3 separate regions of the Mus musculus genome follow, and regions 2 and 3 are each linked to region 1. A link is a loop called in an ENCODE intact Hi-C map of the cell type or tissue named here. Cell type or tissue: heart. All regions are shown on one strand. Each heading gives the region's core, and the rest is flanking DNA. Links, peaks and the distances in the headings are about the cores only.

Region 1 (7,929 bases), core at 1,615-6,614:
TGCAGATCATAGTATTCCCTTTAGTCTGAGAGGACAGTCATGCAAAATACATGTAAATGAGCAAGTTTGCATATCCTATCTTCCAGCTACAGTGCTGATCACATTGTTATAGACTGCTGAAAATGTGCTTCAAATACTCACTCACCCAGAAACAATTTTTCTTTTAAAATTAAAGACTGTGAAAACTTTTTAAAAAAGACTTATTTATTATTATATCTAAGTACACTGTAGCTGTCCTCAGATGCACCAGAAGAGGGCATCAGATCTCATTATGGATGGTTGTGAGCCACCATGTGGCCGCTGGGATTTGAACTCAGGACCTTAGAAAGAACAGTCAGTGTTCTCAACCACTGAGCCATCTCTCAAGGCCGTGAAAACTTTTTTAATCTAATTTTTATTTTAAATATTTTATTTTTAAAATGTATTTATATATGTATATTATGTAACCATTAAATTAAATTATTTACAAAGTTCTTACAAATTTTTTCTAATAAAATAAGCATCACACATGAACATTTGACTAAAGGAAATTTACTGTACATATTATAGCACCTTTCTTAGAGTTAGTCTTTCATCATCATCTCAATGCTCTCTTCCACTTGTGTTCTACTTAAGGTGTCCTGGACACAAGGTAACACTAGAAAATAGACTTCTCTAGGAATGCTGCACATTATTCGATAAGTTCAACAGAAAAAAAAAAAAAACCATACTTTAACAAAGAGGAAACAAAACAGTGACAATGAATCATTCAGTACGGTGGAAGAAAAATAGAAATAGAGATCCTGGTGAAAACAAGAGATTGCGATTCTCACACCTACTACCCACCAACAGTCCCTTCTACCACATGCACAATCTGTGAACTCCCCTATGCCTACGTCTTAACATGTCACTGATACATGGTTGTTGGCCTATGTCTTATGTTGAAATTCTGCATCAGTTATGAGGAACAGATTTCTTTAAAATAGCATCCTCATGAGGAACAGAAACGACCAGGCCCCACACCACTCCCACCATCAATAATGGGCCTGTTCTCCACTGGCAGCCACCACTGCCCTTCCTCCTTTCTGCCTGTGCCTGCGTGACATCAGAAGAATCAAATGCCTAAGTCTTTTCTCAGAAGATGAGATTTAAAGGATGTGGCTGAAAGAATGAGAGAAAAGGTTCACTAGGCAAGCATCTACGTAAGGATACTAACCCTTAGGGAGGTGCTCGACTCACTGGCCAATCAGAGCCTTTCGGCAGACCTGCCAGTCAGAAGGGAAGACTGGTCCGTCTCCGTCCCCCCCACCCCCACCCCCGGTGCCTTGGCGCTGGTTTCGATTAGTAGCAGACTTGAATGGTCCCAGGTGCTCTGCTCTGTGTCCTGTGGCTGGATGCTGTGGAGGGTTCTCAGGCAAGCTCCTAAATTGCGACATGGTGAGCACAGGGTCACTGCCAACAATGGGGAGAAGGGTCTGAGCATTGCGAGCTGCTGTGTTGGGCCTTTCCCGGGACTGAGTGGGAATCGGCGGCCACATGTGAGGTCCCCTGAGGTCCTAGCCACTTGCTGGACCCAGCCTTAACTTATGAATAACTTCACTGTGGGAGCTGCAACTGTGCAGAGCATTTGGCTTGTGTGTAGAAAATTCTTGGCATGATCCCAAACTCGGAGAGTCCTAGTTTCTACAAGTTCTGATCTTAGCATTTCACATGAAGGTGGACAATCCATTTGGAGTTAATTTTGTGGAGGTTGTAAAAGGCATGTCATGTGCTGGGTAGCAATCCAATGTCAAGCTGTGATTTAAAAGAGTAGAACTTATGTTGTAATGGATTTACGAAAGCTTAGGGGATAGAAAGGCACAGCAAGTAGAATTTAGCTGAGGGTGCACTGCCTGTAAAACATCCCACAAATAAGTAATGTGCTAACCAGTGCAGTTTGAGTTTAGGATGCTAGCATACACATGCTTGTTCAACAGGATTGCCCAGAAATATGGCTCCAAACCATAACAAAGGAATCAAACTTAATTTACAACCAGCCACTAGGCCCACCTCCTTATCAAAGAGCAGGCCTCTATCCATCTGCTCAATGGGGCATTATAGAATCACAATCAACAAGGCCTGGTGTGCCATAAAGGTTCAGTTTTCTTCTTGAGAAAGGCATAGTTCTGCCACATGGGTAAGATGACAACCATGCCAAAAAGGGAAAAAAGAAAAGGAAAGAAATCTCTGTTGTATTGCATACTGGCCTGGTCAAGCTACACTTTCCCTGAGGTCCCCATGTCTGGAGCATGACCTAGCTCCTTCTGAAACCCAGGAACACGCTTGGCGAAGCCAGTCACAGCCTCGGGCTTACTCAGCTGGCTCCTTGGATGCTTACCTAGAGGTCTGGGTGTAGAGATAAAACAGAGCTCGTTTCCTAAAACCAGGAATGTGCTTGGGAGTGCTGGTAATGGTGTGGGGCCAGGGCCTTTGGAGGGGGAGGGGTTGAATCAGATTCTGAGAGCACAACTCTTCCTACCATATGGGGCTGTGGTTATCAGTCCCAAGGCCACGAGAGGCTCGGCCAGAAATGTTTTTCATTTACACTGAGTTCCTCTTGTGCAGCACAGTTTGATTAGACTTCTCCTGAGTGTGCCACATTGTATGATGCTTCTGCTGACTTCGTAGTTTCTTCATCTTTCTCCTGACTTCAGAGATGTCTCCCATCTAATTCCTTTTTCCTCATGTAAATCTTAAACAAGATGGTATTCTTAAGAAGCTTCCTTAGCACAAAAGCATATGCTTATCGTACAAAAACATGATAGGTGGCTGATGTGTCTGTACCTACTAACAGGTCAGAAAGGGTTTCACAGAGAAATTTTTATCTCGAACAACAAAATCCAAAATAATAAAATTAAAAATATAAACCCACCATGCTTGCAAAGTAGCTTAACATTGAACAGCAGATGTGTCTGCTGTATGTTATGTGATTTAGGGACAGAGACCAAATGTTGAATGTATGGGTGGCATGAGAATTCGCGTGGTAGCGGAACCGCAGCCTGGACTTCCGGTCCTCTAGCCCGCCGGCGCAGCAGTGCATGCGCAGATTCCCCGTCCTCGAATATTCCTCCGTTCCGCGGTTTCTCCGCCTCGACACGCCCCCCCTGCCGTTCAATGACCGGGGATTGGAAACCCGTGCCGTCAGTCACTGGCCAGCGGGCGGGGCTTCCTACCATCTCATGTCAGTGCAGTTGCTGTCATGGCCTTGCCTCAGCTCCTTTATTCACGGGAATCCCCCTGCCTCACTCTCACACCCGCTGTCATCCCCCGCCCCGTGCCTCAGCTGCAGACAGTGATTCCGTTTCCCGCTCCCGCTTCGCTCCTCAGCCGCCGCCGCAGAGGGGCTCCCGCCGCCCACTGGAAGCCTCTCCGTGCCGTCAGTCACGGTGCCATTCGGTACGACCGGAAACAGCGAGCAGGACGGGGCACGCATGAGGCGAAGCTTCCTGACTGGACTGCATCTCCCATCAACCCCTGCGGCCGCAGCAGACCGATCGGACTTCCTGTCCGGGCCGGAGGCACATCCTGTCTGGCGCAGAAAGTTATGGTTCAATAATTCTAGTGCATGCTGGGAGTTGTAGTTACTTCCCTCCTCGCGCGGGATCTCCTGTTTGCCACAGGAAGTGAGGTGGCGGTAGCCCCTAGGCATGCTAGGAGTCGTAATTCTGTCCCAGTCCCGGGTTTGGGTCCTCTGAGCCCCGCGAGGTTTTTCTCTGATTGGCGAGCACAGCTCAGTGGGCGGAGACGGTGATTGACAGGCGGAGGGGGCGGCTACATCACTGCGTTTGTTTATATATTGAGAAAAGAAAAATAAAGCGCAAGCCCCTGCCTCAGTCAAGGCCAAGCGGGCGGGGCTTCCTGCTGCGTACCGGAAGTCTCTCTCCTGTTGTCTCAGGTCCGTGCAGTCACGGTCATCCCCCTGCCTCAGTTCCTTCCTTACTCACAGGAATCCCCCTGCCTCACTCTTACACCTGCTGTAAATTCCGCCTCAGCTGAAGACAGACAGTGAATTCGGTTCCTGAGCCCGCTTCCGCGTTCTGACTCCTGTGACGTCAGAGCCGGCATCATCGAGGTGTGCGCGCACTGCCACGCCCACTGACGTAGACTTTGACGCCGAGGCCGGGGTTTCCCCGTCCCAACGGTAACTGCCGCGACCCATGCGCCCCGGTCGCTCGGTGACCCCAATGTCAGTCAGACGCCTCCGTTCCCACAGCCGCCGTGACGTGGTAGGTCACAGCCGCTGCCGACACGTCTTTATGTCACACCCACTACACCTAGATCACGCCCACACGGCTTTAATGCTGTTCCCACTACACTCAAGCCACACCCATTACACTCAGGCCAAGCCTACACAGCTTCATGCCCTGCCCAATACTCTCAGGCCACTACTACAGGACTTTAGGCCCCGCCCACAACACTCAGGCTATGCCCACAGGGCTTTATGCCTCTTCCACACATCCTTAGGCAACTCACACACATCTTTAGGACACTCACATCTTTTGGACACTTCCACTATACTCAGGCCCCTCCCACACAACGTTAGGCCCTCCCAGTACACTCAGCCCCCTCCCACACATCTTTAGGCCCTCCCACTACACTCAGGCCCCTACCACACTTTTTTAGGCCACTCCTACACATCTTTAGGACCCTCTCACTACACTCAGGCCCCTCCCACACGTCTTTATGACACTCCCACACATCTTTAGGACCCGCCCACTATACTCAGGCCCCTCCCACACATTTTAGGACACTCCCACACATCTTTAGGACCTTCCCACTACATTCAGGCCCCTCCCACACATCCTTAGGATCCTCCCACTACACTCAGGCTCCTCTCACACATCTTTAGGACACTTACATAGTCAGAACACGCCCCCAAATTTACATATACATTTACATAGACAGTTAGAACACGCCCCCAAATTTACAGAGACAGAACACACCTCAAATTAGGCCCGCCCAGACACTTTTAGGCCACTCCATAACATCTTTGGGCCCGCCCAGACATCTTTAGGCCACTCCCACACATCTTTAGGCCTGCCCACACATTGGTAGGCCCGCCCACATAGACATTTACATAGACACTGAGAACATGCCCACAAATTTACAGAGATATTTATGTAGACATTTACATAGTTACTCAGAACACAACCACAAATACACATAGACATTTACATAGACAGCGAGGACACATCCACAAATTTACATAGACATTTACATAGTCACTGAGAAGGACTGGCTGACTTCTGAATCTTTTTTTTGTTTCTTCATGTTAGGTTTGAGGAGGACACCCTACCCACGTGGCTATCCTCAGTTGCGAGTCACTGTGGGAATTATCCCAGTTGTCTTTTGGTCTTTTCATATATGTAAATGTATTTATAAATGCACATACAAATGATATGTAATTGTATATGCAATGTGCACGCAAGTGTACATGTAAATGCATATGTGAATAAGCAAATATGCAAATGATATTCATGCCCATGCTTTCAAATGCCACGCCCACCCTCATTTAGGCCATGCCCATGCAGCTTCAGAACATGCCCACCCTCCTTTAGGCCAAGCACACTACTCTGAGACCACGCCCATCCTCCTTCAGGGCACACCCACTACTCTCAGACCATGCCCATACTCCTTTAGGACACTTCCACTACAGAAAACACCCACAGATCTTCAGTCTACTCCCACTATTCAACAACAATGCCCTCAATTGGTCAGGACACACCCATACTTCCTAATGCCACACCAATCCTATCCAGACCACGCCCACCCATAATTCTTTAGGCCAGTTTCACCACACTCAGGCCACACCCTCTGCACCCAGCCATGCCCATTCCTTCTAATGCCATGCCCACCAGAATTAGGCACCGCCCACACATCTAAATCTCATTTGAATATTTGCAAATTTATTCATATGTGCATTTACATACACATATCAGTTGCATATACAATTACATATCATTTACATATACATTTATACATACATTTACATATATATAAAAAGGCCAAAAGGAAAAGAAAAAGAAGGAAAAAAAAGAAAAAGAATAAAAATAAGAAAAGAAGGGACAACTGGGATTGGAATTCAACTGTCCTCTGTCACGGGATCTGCGTACAGTGCCCTCCTCACACCTAAAATAAATTTAAAAAAAAAAAAAAAGAAGGAAGGAAGGATGGAAGCAGGGAAGGAAGGAAGGAAGCCAGTCAGTGCAGAAGAGTTTGGGCTTCCTTCCTCCCTCCCTCCCTCCCTCCCTCCCTCCCAGCAGGGATAGAAACCACAGCAAACCAGCTAGAGAGAGAGAGTGAGTGAGTGAGTGACCAGAGCAAGAGAGAGCTGGGAAAAAATAATTTTTAAAAAAGGCCCTCCCTTAACCCTAACCCTAAGCCCTAAACCCTAAACCCAACCCTATTCCCTAACCCCTAACCCTAACCACTAACCCTGACCTAACCTTAGCCCTAACCCTAACCCTAACCCCAACCCTAACCCCTATCCTATCTCTTCATGAGGCATTTGGGAGAAAGAGAACAAAAGAGAGAGCAAGAGAATAGCGCGCGCGTCTGTGTGTGTGTGTGTGTGTGTGTGAGAGAGAGAGAGAGAGAGAGAGAGAGAGAGAGAGAGAGCGAGGGGGGGCAGGGGGAGGGAGGGAGGGGAGGAGAGGGAGAGAGAGAAAGGAGAGACAGAGACAGATAGAAAGAGAACCATTGACATAGCAGTGGTCTTTTAAAAAGATGTCTTACTCTTGCGCGCGTTCGACTGGCCAGGAAGAACGACCGCTGCAACAGGATCCTTCTGCACACGTTTATTGGGAGAGCTTGATTGTAGAGGCGAAAAGACTTCGAGCCCAGAACTGGTGCTGCTTTTATAGGCCTAGGAGGGGCGTGTCTCACACCCGGATTGGTTATGCACTAAGCCTCATTTGCATGTTCCTCATCTGATTGGCTACTCTCTCTCAGTACCTTATAGAACCTCATTATCATACCTCATTTGCATGTCTCACATCTGATTGGTTATACTCTCAGTACCTTACAGAACCTCATTATCATACCTGGGCCAGGCAGTGTCTTTGCAAAAAACTTTACTGCATATGTACACATTGCTTGTTTGTCCAATCTTATGCGTGGTGGCCAGCAGTAGTCAGTGCCACTCAGCAACGGCACATGTGGCTTCCCACATCTCCCCCTGTTTGTTTTAATAAAATGAGGCTGGACTAGGCCTGTGCAATTATGCCCATCCGCCGTGGCTCCTGTTTTAGGTCGTTCCTCTAATATCACAGCCTTACCTGTCATAGGGTAACCCTATCGCCACCGGGCCCCATGTCTTAGGTTGGACTGTGCACGAGGAAAGTTGCCCGTCTCTGGATACCGCAGTGCTGTGTGACAATAACTGCTAAATGACCTAGGGCGAACTCTGCAAAAGAGGCCAGCCAAAAAATGAATTAGTGGTGAAATCATGATCACCCTATTGATGAGCAAGGGCTGATCAATGATCGTTGAGTCTCTCTCATCCCATCTCATGCTGACTAATTCTTGAGCATAGATAACCAAATTTCAGGGGAGGAGCCATTTTCAATAGCTAAAAGTGCCTGAGTTATAATCACCTTGTCATGTTTTTGTTGGGTTCTGAATTTGCATACCAACCAGAGCATGAACACCAGTCCACAGCATATGGCAGCACCAAACAAAATCACTCCCACCCATTCCTTAAAGTAAGAAAAAGCAGAGGTAAACCAAGAGGTAAAGTCTCCGAGGGTCACTGGTTCCACTCTGGTCCCATTAAGGTTCAGGATCTGTATCTGCAGTCTCGTCTGCAACCTTTCCAGCTCCTGCGACCAGTTCCCCTTCAGGTAATTCGATAGGTCTGTACTTTTAATAAAAGAATTATTAATATACCTATTGGGAGTAATGCACACATGC
Region 2 (7,929 bases), core at 1,602-6,601, 65 kb before region 1:
GGCTGGAAATGAAAGGGTGTGTGTGTGTGTGTGTGTGTGTGTGTGTGTGCGCGCGCGCGCGCGCAAGAGAAACATGAAGCCAAGACAAGGTTCTGATCAAGGCTCAAAGTTTCATATTCAGCACCGTGTATACAAAAGGGAAAACCACAAAACCCATCCCCAGAACAGTGATGTAGGGTAACAAAAGCATAGCAGCCAATTTGATAAGTTTCCATATCTTGTCAGCCCATAAATTCCAGTACATCAAAGCTCATAGCTGCAGCCAAAGCAGATGTTTCTGTTCAGGCCAGTAGAGCCTGTTGTACAGAGTCTGTAAATCCTGCTTATTGTGGCAAATATTCAAGGTCTGCTTATCCAAGTTCTGTTCCGCCTGTCTGGTGGATGCTCAAGACCTGCTTGCTTGTCCATCACAGGCTGGGGAAGAGGGTGTCACATATGAGCATATTTATTCACACATACTTAACAAGGAAGAAATTGGCTGAGAAGAATTTAGGAAGGGATGGAGAGAGAACTGGAAGGGGGGGGAAGTGATGTAATATAGTTTAATTTAAATGCATAAAATAAATTTTAAATTAAAAGGTAGCCAGAGATATACATTAGCAGTTAAGATCAATAGGTGTTGTTACAGAGAACACAGGTTCCCCTCCCAGAAACCACATGGTAGCTAACCACTTGTTGTAACTCTAGTCCCAGGATTCTCCTGCTTTCTTCTGTTGGCACTGAACACAGACACATACAGACAAACACACACACATATAAAATATAAGTAAACCTTAAAAAAAAATAGGATTCTATATAGTGATGTCACAGCCCTGAGATGTGCAGAAAGTAAGGAGCACTTAAAATGAACTCCTGGTCTTGCACGGAAGCAGCTGTGGTACTCCTCTGAGCCAGCCTGCTCAGTGGCAAAACAGATTTACTGTGAAGATAGAATAGTTCAGCAAAGCTGCTCCTCTAAGAACAGTATTCATAGTGCTGATAAAGGACTTTTCCTTTATGTTTTCTGAATTTTCATTTTTTTTTTGTTCTTTGTATATGCGAGAATTGAGGCATTGATATCTCTGTCTGTTAGATCACATATCATAATCGATAGGTAGCATTGGCTCCTGAGCAATCCACTGTCACAGTGTCGCTTACTTGTGTTTAGCTAAGACCTTATGGCATAGGATGAACATTCCAGAGGCGTTTCTGTCCATCATTTTCATAATTCACATCCTTCTGCATGACTTCGAGCTAAGAATGTTCTCAAATATCTCTGCTATTACACTCTGACCACATTCAGAAAAGGATTTAACTTAACATGCTTACGACTAGGCAAACATATCATATCCAGACTTCCTAAGTAAATGGCAACATTTCCTTTGTTGAATAAAATCACTGCTTTGGAATGACTCTCATGCTTTCCTGGACTACCATGGGAAGGAGGCAGAGTGGAAATTATCTCAGTTCCTCTGTCTTGGCTGTTGTGATGGCTATTATTCTTAGTCTACATGACTACATCTGGAGTTAACTAAAACCCAAAGAGTTGGGTACTGAGGGGATTTGGGGAAAACCCTTCTTTAATCTGATTCTTTTGAGGTGACACGATCCAGTTTTAACCTAGGCCAAAGCTTCTGGTGGCAGCCTACATATATGAAGAACATTGAAGATGTTAGTTCTTTCTCTTTCGCTTTCCCTACCTCTGGATAGCAAGTTCATTTTTTAATGGCATTAGAGCCTGCTTCTTGAGGATTATGTTACCTATTGAAGACCACTGACACATTCAGCCACATGGACTGAACCACTAGTGTATTCTTCAACTTTCTGTGGGTATACAAATACTTCTACATATGTAGACTCAATCTATCGATTTTGTTCATCTGGACATCCTAGACTAAGACAGCTGTGGGGTTTTGTTTTTGTTTTTGTTTTTCACCTTCCCACTGAGGAAGATATGCTCACTCACAGTAGTGCTCCACAGTGTTTGTCATCTGTTTCCTGTTTTTCTTCAAGTTTTGTCTTATTCCCCACAGGTTAAAGTAGCTGAACCTAGCATGAAGCTACAAAACCAAAATCTTGTTCCCTAAAATCTCTCATTAATGCTTAATATTCTGAGCACCCTTCCAATTGTGGGACAGACTGATAACTCCACTGTGAGTTGAGTAATAGGCTAAGCAAGCTATACACCTTGATTCCAGGAGGAAAAAAAGGGCTGTGTCTATTGAGTGCTGTGAGGGGAGCCCAGGCAAGCTCTGAAGTCACAGTGGAGGTGAGAGCAGGGTCAAGGCCCATAAAGAGGAGGAGCAGGCAGCTGAGCAGCAAGGAGATGGAGTGGTAGGGCCTCCCTAGGGCTGGTTGTGGTAGCTATTGAAAGACAAGAAAAAGTGCCACTGTTCCACACCAACCACAATAGAATCTGTGTGACAAGTTCCACAGACAGAAGTAAAAACTTCAAAAAAAGGAGCCCTCCTAGAACAGGTTGTGGAACTCTTGGCCAGAACAAATATTGAGCCGTAGTTCTCATGGCAATTTATCTGTTTTGTCTTTTTTTATTCTTTTTCTTATTTACGAGATGTTCCTGACAGCCTAAGTTATGATCTTAAGCGAGAATAACAGGTAAGAAACCATTCCTTAAGATGGGGGTCACTAGCCATGACCTTATATCTCCAGGAAAACCAGTGTTTCACTTTATAAATCACTTACAAGATAGTATTGATAAATAAAAACTTTCCTAACAATAAAACTATAGGGCTGCATGAGTGTCAATGTGAGACCCGACTTAGAGAGTTTCTCCCTAGAAGGTAAAGCCCCTGGACGTTCCCCAAGCTTGTTTTCCCTGATCTCTAAAAATACAGCCAGAAAGAAGCTCTTTGTTCTCTATAGCCAGCCAAAAGCCTTTTTGTTTCTGTGCCTTACAGCCAGAGATGCGATAATTGTAGGAAGACCTACAAGGACATGGAGATAGACACCAGAGAGGAGGCTAAAGAGTTGTAGCCAACTCTCCTCCCAACTCTTCCCAACTCTTCCCAACTCCTCCCAACTCTTCCTATCTCCTCCCAACTCCTCTCAACTCTCCTCCAAACTCCTCCCAATTCCTCAGCTAGCTGTTAAAAGCCCCCTACTGTCACTGCTCGGGGTCTTACATCATCGGAAGTAGGCTTTGGTAAATTGTTTAAGGAAGCCTTTAAATAAAAAGAATTAAAATAGTTTAAATTTATGCTTTGAAGATTTACAAAAAATCAGGTACTAAATGTTAAACAATAACTGACCTTAAAAATGTATTAATTTCTTCTTGGAAATTTGCCACTAGCCTTAGATGATTTTTATTGTGCCAAATAACAATGATGTTACTGAAAGGAAATAAAACTGTAATTCATGTAATGTATGTTAAATAGCCCAAAGAGTTGTTTGTGAGCTTTGAAACCTGGGGCTGAGAACACAGCAGAACAGACCAGGACATGCCCGGGCAAGCCCATCGCCTCCCTAGCTCCCACCCCTCTGACCTAAGTTAAATGTTACAGGCTGCTGATGTTTAAATGGACCAATCATGTGAAACCGCGCCAATTCCTCCCCCAGCCCCACTCCTTTTCTATAAAAACCCCTAGCTTCCAAGCCTCGTGGTCGAATCCACTGTCTCCTGTTGTGTGAGATACGTTTCGACCCGGAGCTCCGCCATTAAAAAACCTCTTGTTGTTACATCAAGGTGTTGTGTTCTATTCGCGATTCTTGGGTGCACGCCGAATCGGGAGCTGAGTGGGGGTTTCCCCACTGAGTTCTTTCATTACCTGTTCTATCCGTGATTGCGTCAATGAACACACTTTTTGAGAAGTTGTAATTCTTGGATGATTCTGTATTTTATTGTGCCAAATGACTATGATGATATATGTTCTATCTGACTGCTTCACTGAACACATCTGCTCAGAGTTGTAATATTTGTTTCTTTATGCATAAAAACCCTTGCATGAGGACTGCAAAATATATTCAGATTCAAACTGCCTCTGTGTTTGTTTTGTCACCGCCAAATCCTTACCCACCTAGCCTTCGAGGATCCTCTTCCCAGGAACCCTCATACCCGACTGGGGTGGTCCGTGGCAGGGCCTCCCTAAGGGCTGGCTGTGGTAGCTATTGGAGGACAAGAAAAAGTGCTATTGAAATGCGAATCTCTGCATATCTGGGAAAGGTCGGTCCTCGGCGTGGAAGCCTGGCCCAGGAACCACTATGCTCTGTCTCTTTAACACACTCTAACCCAAAGGGATGTGTTCCTGTCACTCAAGACTCATTGGCCAATCAGGTTCTCCAGGAAGGCCTCTCAGTCAGAAGAGGCGGGTTCTTCCGGGTGCCATACTGCAAGTCCAGCTCCGCCGCTGAGAAGCTCGAACGGTTCCGTGTGACGTGCTCTGTGTACTGCTGTTTGGTGCGGCTAGGAGAGCTCAGGCAAGCTCTGCAGTCACGGCATGGTGAGAGCAGGGTCACTTCCCCACGGCAAGGGGAAGAGCAGCCGGAGTGAGAGTGGTGGGTCCTCCCCAGAGGCTGGGTGGGAAGGCACAAGGACTTTGGAAATGCGGATCTTTGTATATCTGGAAATGGTCTGGCCCTGGACACTTCAGCACGCTCCAACCCTAACGGAGGTACTCAAGATGTTCAAGACTTGTTGGTCAATCAGGGCCTGCAGGCACACCTGCCAGTCAGAAGAGGAGGAGGGTCTCCCCCCCCCCCCCAGCTCCCCCGGGGTGCCCTGCTGCAGGTTCCGTTCTGTAGCTGAGCAGGTTTGACTGATCTGGTGTGCTGTGCTCTGTGTGCTGCTGCTGGATGCTGTGAGGGGAAATCAGACAAGATCCAAAATCTTGATATTGTGAGCGCAAGGTCATAGTCTGCAAAGGGGAGAAGCAGGCGACTGAGCAGCTGGGAGCTGGAGTGGTAGGTCCTTCCTGGGGCTGAGTGGGAAGCGGCAGCCTGTTGCACCCCCTCTGGTCTCTAGTCACTCCCTGGACCTCGTGGTGGCCTCAGAATTACTTCACTTTGGAGGCTGGATCAGTGCATTTGAAGCAGGGTCTTCTGTGTAGAAACATCCTTGGCAGGAAGACAAACTTGGATAGCCCTAGTTTCTCTAGTGTCTTCTACAAGTTCTTAGCATTTAACATTTAGGTGTAAGATCCATTTGGAGTTAATCTTGTGGAGGTTGTACAAGGTATCTCAAGTGCTGTGTAGCAGCACTCCAATATCTAGCTGTAATGTAGAAGATGATGTGAAGTAGTTACCAGTGCTTAGAAAGAGTAAGTGATATCAAATAATTTTTTTTTCTTTGCTTTTTCGAGACAGGGTTTCTCTGTGTAGCTCTGGCTGTCCTGGAACTCACTTTGTAGACCAGGCTGGCCTCGAACTCAGAAATCTGCCTGCCTCTACCTCCTAAGTGCTGGTATTAAAGGCGTGAGCCACCACCGCCCGGCTATCAAGCTAAGACTTCCTACAGAGAAGTAGTATGCTAACCAGACCTGTTAGAGATTAAGATGCTAGGATACACATGTTTGTTGACTAGGATTGTCCTGAAATATGGTTCCAAACCATAACAAAGGACACTCCCCTGATTTACAACCAGCCACTAGGTCTAAAAACAGGCCTCTATCAAGCTGCTCTCAGGGGGCATTACAGGGTCATAACCAACTGGTTAAGAGCACTGACTGCTCTTCCAGAGGTCCTGAGTTCAAATCCCAGCAACCACATGGTGACTCACAACCATCTGTAATGGGATCTGATGCCCTCTTCTGGTATGCATGAAGACAGCTACAGTGTACTCATATAAATAACAAATAAGTAAATCTTTAAAAAAGAAAGAAAGAAATACTGTATTAAAAAAAAAGACCTGATGTACTCTACAGGTATATTTTCTTCTTGTTCTGCCATATGGGCAAGAGTACGCTAGGTGATAACTCTTTGAAAGGAAAGGGCTTGGTTGTGTTGAGGGCTGTCCTGATAAAGCAAGGCTTTCCATGAAGCCCTCATGTATGGAGAATGACATAGCTTTTTCTCAGGCCCAGGAACATGCATTCAGAGCTAGTAACAGTCTGAGGCCTAGGACTTGGCAGCTTTCCTTAAGGCCCTGATTTATTGAGAATAAAATAGAGCTCCTTCTCTGTAATGGTTTGACTGTGCTTAGCCCAGGGAGTGGCACTTTTAGAAGGTGGTGTCCTCCTGGAGTAGGTGTGGCCTTGTTGGAGTAGGTGTATCACTGGGTTTGGGGGTTAAGACCCCCATCCTAGCGGCCTGGAAGCCAGTATTCTGCTAGCAAGCTTCAGATGAAGATGTAGAACTCGCAGCTCCTCCTGCACCATGCCTGACTGGATGCTGCTATGCTCCTGCCTTGATAATGGACTGAACCTCTGAGTCTGTAAGCCAGCCTCAATTAAGTGTTGTTCTTACAGGAATTGCCTTGGTCATGGTGTCTGTTCACAGCAATAAAACCCTAAGTAAGACACTCTCTAAAGCCATGACTATATTTGGGAGAGCTGGTAGTGGTCTAGAGCCAGGGCCTTTCAGGAGAGGTTGCTTCAGCTCTTCCCACCACAGTGGGCTGTGGCTCTCAGTCCCATGGCTACTGTGGGTTTGGTCAATATTGTTCTTGAAAGACCTTGTGTTCCCCTGTCCAGCCCTGTTTATTAAACTCCTCCTAAGTTTGTCCTTTGTATGATATTTTCTGCTGACTTCAAAGAAGTCTCCCATTTCCCCTGGAAGTAGTATAGAAAATACTGTTCTTACTAAGAAGCTTACTTGGTATAAAACAGCTTGTGTAAGGCCTCCTCACCCCAGCTTTTATATTTTCTATCTTCTACTTTTCTTATCTTTTTTATCTGGAACCTTCTACTTGGCACCCTGTCACTTAGTTTTGAGGACCTGTCACTGTAGTTTGAGGACACTGGTGTACTTAAGGGATAATTCTGGGAATATTTTTACTGTGTATATCTCCTGTCTGTCTAAGTGGCTAGACTTGGCAGTCTCCAGTTCATATTTAAATTGTTCAAAACATAACCTGGGGCCTGAACCTAAAGAGGCGTAAGGGTGATAGCGTATGTAGAATACAGAATCTGTTCTAGGATGGCTCCTCTTTTACTCTTAGCCAGAGCTGAATGCATGCAATTTTGAAAGGGATTTTCATTATCCTTTAATTGTGTATGGGATGATTTTTCCCTGGGAAGAGGTTCTAGGACAGGTGCATCTTCAGTCTTTTGTAAACGAGAAATGTTTCTGAGTCAAGCTATGTTGACTCAGGTCACCTTGATCCTAGTCAGTTGATCCGCAGGGCAATGACCTTGCTTGATTCAGTTTCCTAAATTCTAAGGATAAATGGCTATGTTACAACAGAGTTTTAAAAAATCACTCATTTGAGTCATGACCATTGCACTAACAGGAAAAGGGTTTGCATGTGGAGCATGGCTTTTGTCTTCAGACCAGAATAGGAGGAACAGTTTGCTGTACACTGCAGGGGAAGCAGGGGAGGCAGTAACTAGATCGCAGACTGCTGCGGAAGGGAGTCAGTGCACCATTCTGAAGAAGAACCTTAGTTAGGCAGGGTGAGTGGTTTTGTAATTTCCTATCATGTGTTAATTCATGCATGTGAATGAAAGCAGATCAGATTGGTGGTTGTAAAATTTGGGTAGGTTAGCTTGAGCCAGTGAATATTGAATTTTCAATTAAGGGGACTATCCTATGCAGATAGGTAAAATCCACATTGACACAGTTAAGCAAGCACAAAAATTTGAGACACAGGCTATTGTGCATAGCTTTGTGTGTCAAGTTGTAGATCTCAGCAGCTAACATTGCACACAGGGGCAAGGTTAAATAGTATCTTATTGATTTCACTCCCTCTACCAGGGAGTATTTCTCTTTTTTTCATCTTTTTATTGGTTATTTTAGTCATTAACACTTCAAATGTTATCCCCTTTCCCAGTTTCCCCT
Region 3 (7,929 bases), core at 1,602-6,601, 100 kb after region 1:
TGGCATCTCTAATACACTGGGGTCTGGCTGGGCAGTGGTGGCACACACCTTTAATCCCAGCACTTGGGAGGCAGAGGCAGGTGGATTTCTGAGTTTAAGGCCAGTTTGGTCTACAGAGTGAGATCTAGGACAGCCAGGGCTACATAGAGAAATCCTGTTTTGAAAAAAAAAACAAAAACAAAAACAATCCCACCCCCACCCCCACCCCCAAAAACCAAAACCACTGGGGTTTTCTTCTGCAACTAGGCTTCACCAAAAGCCTCTCATAGGCTCTCTTCATGGTGCCAAGCCTCAACTCCTTTACATGATCCTTCAGTCGTGGACCAACTGAGGCTGCACCTTCACCAATGGCCTTCCACTGCCTCTCACAGTGCCAAGCCTCAGCTGTTCTTCATAACCCCTCATGCCTTCAAAACCAGTACCACCTGGATGACTTTAACACATTACTAAAGAGTGCTGTAGCATGAGGAATAACCTTGGCTATCTCTGGAACACAGCTTAAGAAAACTTCTCAGAAGATTGATTTTTAGGGTTCACTGCTAGGAACAGACACCATAACCAAGGCAAGTCTTATAAAGACAACACTGTGGCTGGTTTACATGTTCAGAAATTCAGTCTATCATCATCAAGGCAGGAACATGGAAGTATCCAGGCAGGCATGGTGCAGGAGGAACTAAGAGTTCTATATCTTAATCTGAAGGCTGTTAACAGAATACTGACTTCCAGGAAGCTAGGGATGAGAGTCTTAAAGCCCACATCCACAGTGACACACCTACATACAAGGCCATACCTTCTAATAGTGCCACTCCCTGGCCTGAGCATATACAAACCATCACATCCAAATTCTATGCTCTAATGTAGCAGTTTCATTGTTTTTTTAAAAAAATAGTAACAGAATAAAATCAGTCATAAATCAAGGCGTTCTTCAAATATATTGGTGGAAATATAAAAGGCTAGTTATAGCCAAGTAGATGACTCTCAGCTATAAACCTCAGATGCTGATAGCGTTCTTAGCCCTTTGATTGGTAGAAACTAGGTTTATTAAGTTGATGCACTCCATATGCTTTTTAGCTGTATTTGTCTTTTAAATTGAAATTAAATTAAATTAAAAAATTTGCCAAGAAACAAAGTAGAAAAAGAAAGTCATCTACGGAAGACATTCATGTTTTATTTACATATTAAGAAATAATTACCATAAGAAAGCTAAGATTTCCATTACCTCACATATTTTCTTTAAATGGTGAAAATACATGATCTACTCTACTCTTCTTGCTTTTCATTAAGTCTACTTTGACAAACAGTTTCCCCATTCTTTGGGAAACCATGAAGTAAACTCTGTTTCTCTAAGTTCAGTGTTTTATTGTGACTGTTGTTTTGGTTTGGTTTTATGGAGACAGAGTTTCATGTAGCCCAGGCTGGTCTCCAACTTATTAGGTAGCCAAGCATGGCCCTTTATTCCCATTGCTCCTGCTCCTACCACTCAAGTGCTGGAATCACAGAGATGCACTATCACTCCTGACTTGTAAATGCCACTTTTAAGATTTCTCATACAATAGCATACAAGTTTAGTTCCTTACAGACAGACACTTTAAAGCTGACTCTTCATATTATAACGCTTTCACATTGGAAATACTGGCTGTTTTCTAAGGCATCTGTACATATGAAACTTTTGGCTGTTCACAAAGTACGCTTGTTGAAGAATTAAGTCACACCTATGATTTCTCACATCAACCTAACTCTGTCCATTACACATTATAACTGAATGTGTTAATATAAACTAGCTTTAAAAATCATCAAGGCCAGACACGGTGGTTCATGCCTTGAGCCTCCAGTACAGGTGGAACTCTGAGTTGGAGGCTGGCTTGGTCTACATAGTGAGTTTCAGGTCAGCCAGGACTATGTAGAGGCCCTGCCTCAAAGTAAAAAAGGAACTGGGGATGGTAGAGCTCTTTCCTAGCATATGTAAGGTCACAGTTTGGCAAATAAAATTCCCATGATTAGGTACAATGAAGCTGAGGGTTAGAAAAGCTGGGTTAGGGCTGGGGCTCTATGAGGCGACAAGGCGGCAGACCTTCTGCACTGGCTAATCAAGAGTGAAAAACCTGAAGAGATGCAGGCAGGAAAACGGAATTAGACTAGACTTGCTATACAGTCAGAGAGAGACCACCTGGACTTCTGCTGTGAGCTTTGAAAATCCCACGGCCACATTCAAGGCAGTATTAGCACCCATGTTTCTTGGTTGTCCCTTGGTCAGGCCTGAGGAGCGATGCGACAGGCATGATGGAAGTCGAGTCCTCTTACTCGGACTTCATCTCCTGCGACCGGACAGGCCATCGGAATGCAGTCCCTGACATCCAGGGAGACTCGGAGGCCGTGAGCATGCGGAAGCTCGCTGGAGACATGGGCGAGCTCGCACTTGAGGGAGAAGCACAGGCAGAGGGAAGTACCCCAGACAAGGAAGCCAGCAGCCAGCCTGAGAGCAGTGATGCGAACACCTCGTCCTGAGTCTGCCTGTGGTCCCAAGGCTGGAAGAGACCTGCTGTACCTCCCGGACTGGAGCCCTGGCCAGCCAGGCCGACTGAGAGCCTCATGGAATCCTCTGTGGCCCCCACTCCAGCCAAGTCCTCCACCCACACCGCAGGCTCCACTCTTCCCCACCTCCCCACGGTGCTCAGGTACACTCTGAAGACAACCAGCACCACGAGATATTATTTATTCAGCTAGGCGGGGCTTGAGCCAGGCCCTGCCCCTAGGTGAGCAGCTGCCACCTGGACAGGGACTGTCCTGTCACCACTCACCCTCCAGCCAGCCTGTCTGTCAGGAAGATCTTCCTAGCCCTTTTTTAAAGCTTCTTTTACATTTTTAAAAAAACATAACTTTTTCAGAGAGAGAGAGAGAGAGAGAGAGAGAGAGAGAGAGAGAGAGAGAGAGAGAGAGAGAGAGAGAGAGAAGCTGACAATCACTTTTCTTCTGCTTTGGTTTTGGGTTTTGGTTTTGTTTTGAAAGCGGGTTTAAGCTCAGTTCTGATGATCTATGCAGCTCTAAGTTTCCTCATGGCGCCTCACAGATCCAGTTTGGGGAAAGGATTTGGATTCAAAACTAACTGACCAATTCTTTGCCCTTTTTACCAAAAGACTGATACTTAGGCCCAGGAAATAAATGCTGGTGGTTTGTGTTGGAAAAAAAGAAAAAAGAAAAGAAAAGAAAAGCTGGGTCAATTCTATTTCTGGATTCTATCCAAACTCAGCTCTGCTGTCATCTGTCCCCAGTGCATAGGATGAGAGTTCAAGGTTGTTTTTAAAAAGGAGAAGCGTAGCACATGATCCCTTAGATGTAGGTTAAAAACAAATCAATCAATCAATCAATCAATCAATCAAACAAACAAAAACTTGGCTCATGAAATAAATGAATACAAAGCCCCCTGAGTCCCTTCCGTCTGGGGAATGTCCACCCAGATCCAACCCCTTCTCTTCTCCGGAAGCTGAGTCAGGAGGATAGAGAGCCTAAATTGGCCACAGTATCTCCCGACTCCGAAGTCGTGAGAGCGGGGCCAGACCCAGCACAGAACTCCCCACCCAGGTAATCGCGTCCTTAGGGTGGCCAGGCCCGGCCGGCAACCACGAAAACAGCTCTCCGACTCGGGTTGAGGTGCTCACCTTCCTTCCAGGACGCCGGTTCCTTCTCCGCCGCCAAGTCAGGTCTCGGTGGAACCATAGCTATAGGTTCCAGAACTCCACCAGCCCGCAAATCATCAGCCATTTCAAATTTACGCGGGCGGCTGTCACAAACCAGAACGCGATGACGACATCTCTAGCGTCAGTACTCGACTAGAGGAGCATCTTCAGCTTTCAGTAACTGCTCTGATAGTCCTTCAGCGCCACCTGTGGGATTGGCGGACTGTTCTCGATCAAGTTCTTCCCAGTAACAAAAGGAAGTTGAATGTTGATGTAATTTGGAATGCTTTCTCAAAAATCAGCAAGGCAAACTTGGATGTTGAGCATAGTAGAAAAGATAATGAAAGTGAAATGATTAAGATATGCCATCTTGATTGACTCTATGTTTGCTTAAAGAGTTTTTAGGTCAGTTGACCTTGGCAACACCTTTAAGATTTCCAGAGCCTTGGCCATGGTCAGAGGTATTAAACGAAATAATTAGCAAGTTATGTCTAAAATAACTACTATTTTCTGCTAATAATAAATGCTTCAAGATTACTCTAACACCCACTTTACTTTGGTTTACCTTTAAAACTATATATCCTTGAGCTTTGTCAACAAGTAAGTTTTTAGGGGCTCAAGTTTGATCTCCAATAAAAAGGACGTAAAAGTTTTAATTGGCTTAATCAGTGTGGTTGTCAATTACAGTAGATCATTACAAACAACACAAAAGCAAACAAACAAACAAACAAACAAACAAAAACATGTATGTGTTTTAGCCACTGCTAGTGAATGCTATTACGTGTGTGTGTGTGTGTGTGTGTGTGTGTGTGTGTGTGTGTGTAAATCCCTTCATGACTCAGGAGCTGGCTACAGATGAAGCAATATTAGAATGTTGGTATAAGCAGCTCTGTCACTGTCACCATCAGGAACCAGACACTGGGTAGTTTCAAGTAATGTTAAATTATATTTAGATAGGCTGTGGTGGCATATGCCTTTAATTCTACTACTCTAGAGTCAGAAGCAGAGACAGAGACAGGAGGTAGGTCTCTAGGAGTTCCAGGCCAGATTGGTCTACAAATCAAATTCCAGTTCAGTAAGGGTGATATGGTAAAACGTCTCAAAAAGTTATATTTAGTATGCTATTTGATTAACTTTTAATAAATTAAACTGTAACTAACGTTAATAGCTATTATTTACTATACAAAATACTGCCAGCAAGTTTTACCTACAATATCTTATTTAAATTTCAAAAATCATTCTATGGAGCTGGAAAAATGTTTCAACTGATGGGATATTTGCTAGACAAGCATGAGGACGTGTTTGGTCCCCAGACCCACATAAAAAACTAGATATGATAGTAACCATTTGTAATCCCAGTGCTGGAAGAGGGATGGTTTGGAGACAGGACCACCCTGGATCTTATTGGTCAGCAAGTCTATCCAAATTGGCAAAGTTCAGGTTCAGTGAGAGAACTTATCTCAAAAAATAAGGTGGGGAGCCATAGAAAAAGACACCAGACCTAATCATCTGTTATCTACACTTATGTCCACACACTCACATGAACATGCATGTATCACAAAACATATGTAAATTAATACATAAATATTTTATCAGTCTTCAGGAATTAGTCTTGCTATCCCCCAGTAATCTGCTCCTTGCTATGTACTGAAAAAGCATGTTTTCTTAAAAAATATTCCAATGAGATAAGACGTAGCAGTACGGTCTACTCATTTCACAATGAGGTACAGACCTCATGAAAAAGTTGAATAACTTCTCCAAGCTAATTCAATAGCTTTTCCATGTCCTCTTGCTCTGGTGGCTGGCTGTTAGTCATCAAGATGTCGGTGTTTGAGGTGACTAATTGAGGCCTGAGGTGAACCAGATTCTAGAGAGTTATGTTTTTTTCCCCCCTAGTCTCCCAGCCCCTTCCCAGTGGCTCCCATGAGACAAAGTTTCTTTTGTATCACCTCGTTTTGCTCTGTAGATTGCCATCTTTACCAGCTTGCCACAGGTATCTCAGTAGCACCTTAACTTAATTCTTTCTCATCCTCGATGTCACTTCTTGAGGTATGTTGTATGAAAAAAAGTCTATTTTCAGTAACAGAAAAAAAAAAAAAGAATTTCCAGAATCAAACTTTTAGTCTTTTGTAGACTAGTCTAGTCCAATGTTCTGGGAAGTTGTGCTACTCCAGGTAGAGCTCAGCTTGGGAGAGTGGAAGCATCAGTATCATTCCGTTGCTTCATCAGCCCTGGGGATGGTGGGAGACTTTTGAAGCCTCCAAACCTCAAATATATGAACCTATGGGGCTCATCTGTATTCACACTACCACACTCGACTCCCTGGCCTCCATAGGCTTATAGCAATATTATATTGTGAAAGGCATCTAGTTCAGCTTCAAAATCCCTACAGTTTATCACAGTCTCAATTCTGTTTAAAAGTCCAACATACAAATTATAAAATACAAACTGTTAATATTTAACAAACAGAATGATTATTTTAAGATATATTTCATTGTTATGTCTCTCTTTTACTTCTGATTTTATTAATTTGGATATTGATTCTATCTTGTTGATTTTTTTCAAAGAACCAGCTCCTGGTTTTGTTGATTGTTTGTATAGTTCTTTTTGTTTATATTTGGTTGATTTCATCCCTATGTTTGATTATTACCTGCCATCTAACACTCTTGGATGTATTTTATTCTTTTTCTTCTAGAGCTTTCAGGTATGCTGTCAAGCTGCTAGTGTAAGCTCTCTTCAGTATCTTTTTGGAGGCACTTAGAGCTATGAGTTTTCCTCTTGCCACTGCTTTCATTGTGTCGCATAGGTGGTATGATGTGTCTTCATTTTCATTAAATTCTAAAAAGTCTTTAATTTCTTTCTTTATTTCTTCCTTGACCAAGTTATCATTGAGAAGAACATTAGCCAGCTTCGATTTGTATGTGAGCATTCGATTTGTTTTTGTTGGTATTTAAGACCAGCCTTAGTCCATGGTGATCTGATAGGGTGCATGGGATTATTTCAGTCTTCTTGTATCTGTTGAGGCCTGTGTTGTGACTGATTATATGGACAGTTTTGGAGAACGTACCATGAGGTGCTGAGAAGAAGATATATTCTTTTGCTTTAGGATGAAATATTTTATAAATACCTGTTAGACCCATTTGGTTCATACCTTCTGTGAATTTCATTGTATCTCTGTTTAGTTTCTGTTTCCATGATCTATCCATTGCTAAGAGTGGGGTGTTGAAGTTTCTCACTATTACTGTGTGAGGTGTGATGTGTGCTTTGAGTTTAAGTAAAGTTTCTTTTATGATTGTGGATGCTTTTGCACTTGAACCATAGATGTTCAGAATTGGGAGTCCATCTTGGTAGATTTTTCCTTTGACCAGTATGAAGTGACCTTCCTTGTCTTTTTTTTTTATAACTTTTGGTTGAAAGTTGATTTTATTTGATATTAGAATGGCCACTCCAGCTTGCTTCTTGCGACCATTTGGGAAAAATTATTTTCCAACCTTTTACTCTAAGGTAGCGTCTGTCTTTGTCCCTGAGGTGCATTTCCTGTATGCAGCAAAATGCTGGGTCCTGTTTACATATCCAGTCTGTTAGTCTATGTCTTTTGGGGGGAATTGAGTCCATTGATGTTAAGAGATATTAAGGAAAAGTGATTGTTACTTCCTGTTATTTTTGTTGTTAGAGGTGGAAATATGTTTGTGTGGCTATCTTCTTATGGGTTTGTTGAAAGATTATTTTCTTGCTTTTTCTAGGGTGTAGCTTCCCTCTTTGTGCTGGTGTTTTCCATCTATTATCCTCTGTAGGGCTGGATTTATGGAAATATATTATGTAAATTTGGTTTTTGTCATGGAATGTCTTATTTTCTCCATCTATGGTAATTGAGAGTTTTGCTGGGTATAGTAGCCTGTGCTGGTATTTGTGTTCTCGTGGGGTCTGTATGACATCTGCCCTGGATTTTCTAGCTTTCATAGTCTCTTGTGAGAAGTCTGGTGTAATTCTGATAGGTCTGCATTTATATGTTACTTGACCTTTTACCCTTACTGCTTTTAATATTCTTTCTTTGTTTAGTGCATTTGGTGTTTTGATTACTATATGATGGGAGGAATTTCTTGCCTGGTCCAGTCTATTTGGAGTTCTGTAGGCATCTTGTATGTTCATGGGCATTTCTTTCTTTAAGTTATGAAAGTTTTCTTCTATAATTTTTCTTTATTTCATTTTATTTGTAATGCAGTTTTTACACTCCATATTCCATTCCCCACATCTC

The links. Peaks named below come from ENCODE experiments on the same cell type or tissue, not always from the same donor. Only the 100,000 strongest peaks of a DNase experiment are listed, where the experiment ranks them.
Region 2: a loop joins it to region 1, with 5 times the contacts of the local background. A loop is called at or near these places in 21 of 42 quality-filtered maps.
Region 3: it touches region 1 in a loop (7-fold over the local background); 14 of 42 quality-filtered maps call a loop at or near these places.

Annotation. Positions count from the first base shown.
Region 1 is chr8:4,674,323-4,682,251 of GRCm38, forward strand. Gm6410 (a long non-coding RNA gene) reads left to right here and starts at 518. Exons shown (of 2, transcript XR_378684.4): 1 at 518-4,244. In heart, for the core only: no CTCF peak of the experiment used is centred there; DNase peaks (open chromatin) are centred at 2,379, 3,159, 3,639 and 4,219; H3K4me3 peaks cover 2,360 bases; H3K27ac peaks cover 2,146 bases.
Region 2 is chr8:4,608,843-4,616,771 of GRCm38, forward strand. It overlaps Zfp958 (zinc finger protein 958), which reads left to right and starts at 4,328. Exons shown (of 4, transcript NM_145591.5): 1 at 4,328-4,436. The coding sequence starts at 4,434. In heart, for the core only: no CTCF peak of the experiment used is centred there; a DNase peak (open chromatin) is centred at 4,279; H3K4me3 peaks cover 1,913 bases; H3K27ac peaks cover 1,448 bases.
Region 3 is chr8:4,775,765-4,783,693 of GRCm38, forward strand. Shcbp1 (Shc SH2-domain binding protein 1) reads right to left here and starts at 3,803. Exons shown (of 13, transcript NM_011369.3): 1 at 3,657-3,803. The coding sequence starts at 3,759. It also overlaps the pseudogene Gm6334. In heart, for the core only: a CTCF peak has its summit at 3,877; a DNase peak (open chromatin) is centred at 3,817; H3K4me3 peaks cover 1,840 bases; H3K27ac peaks cover 556 bases.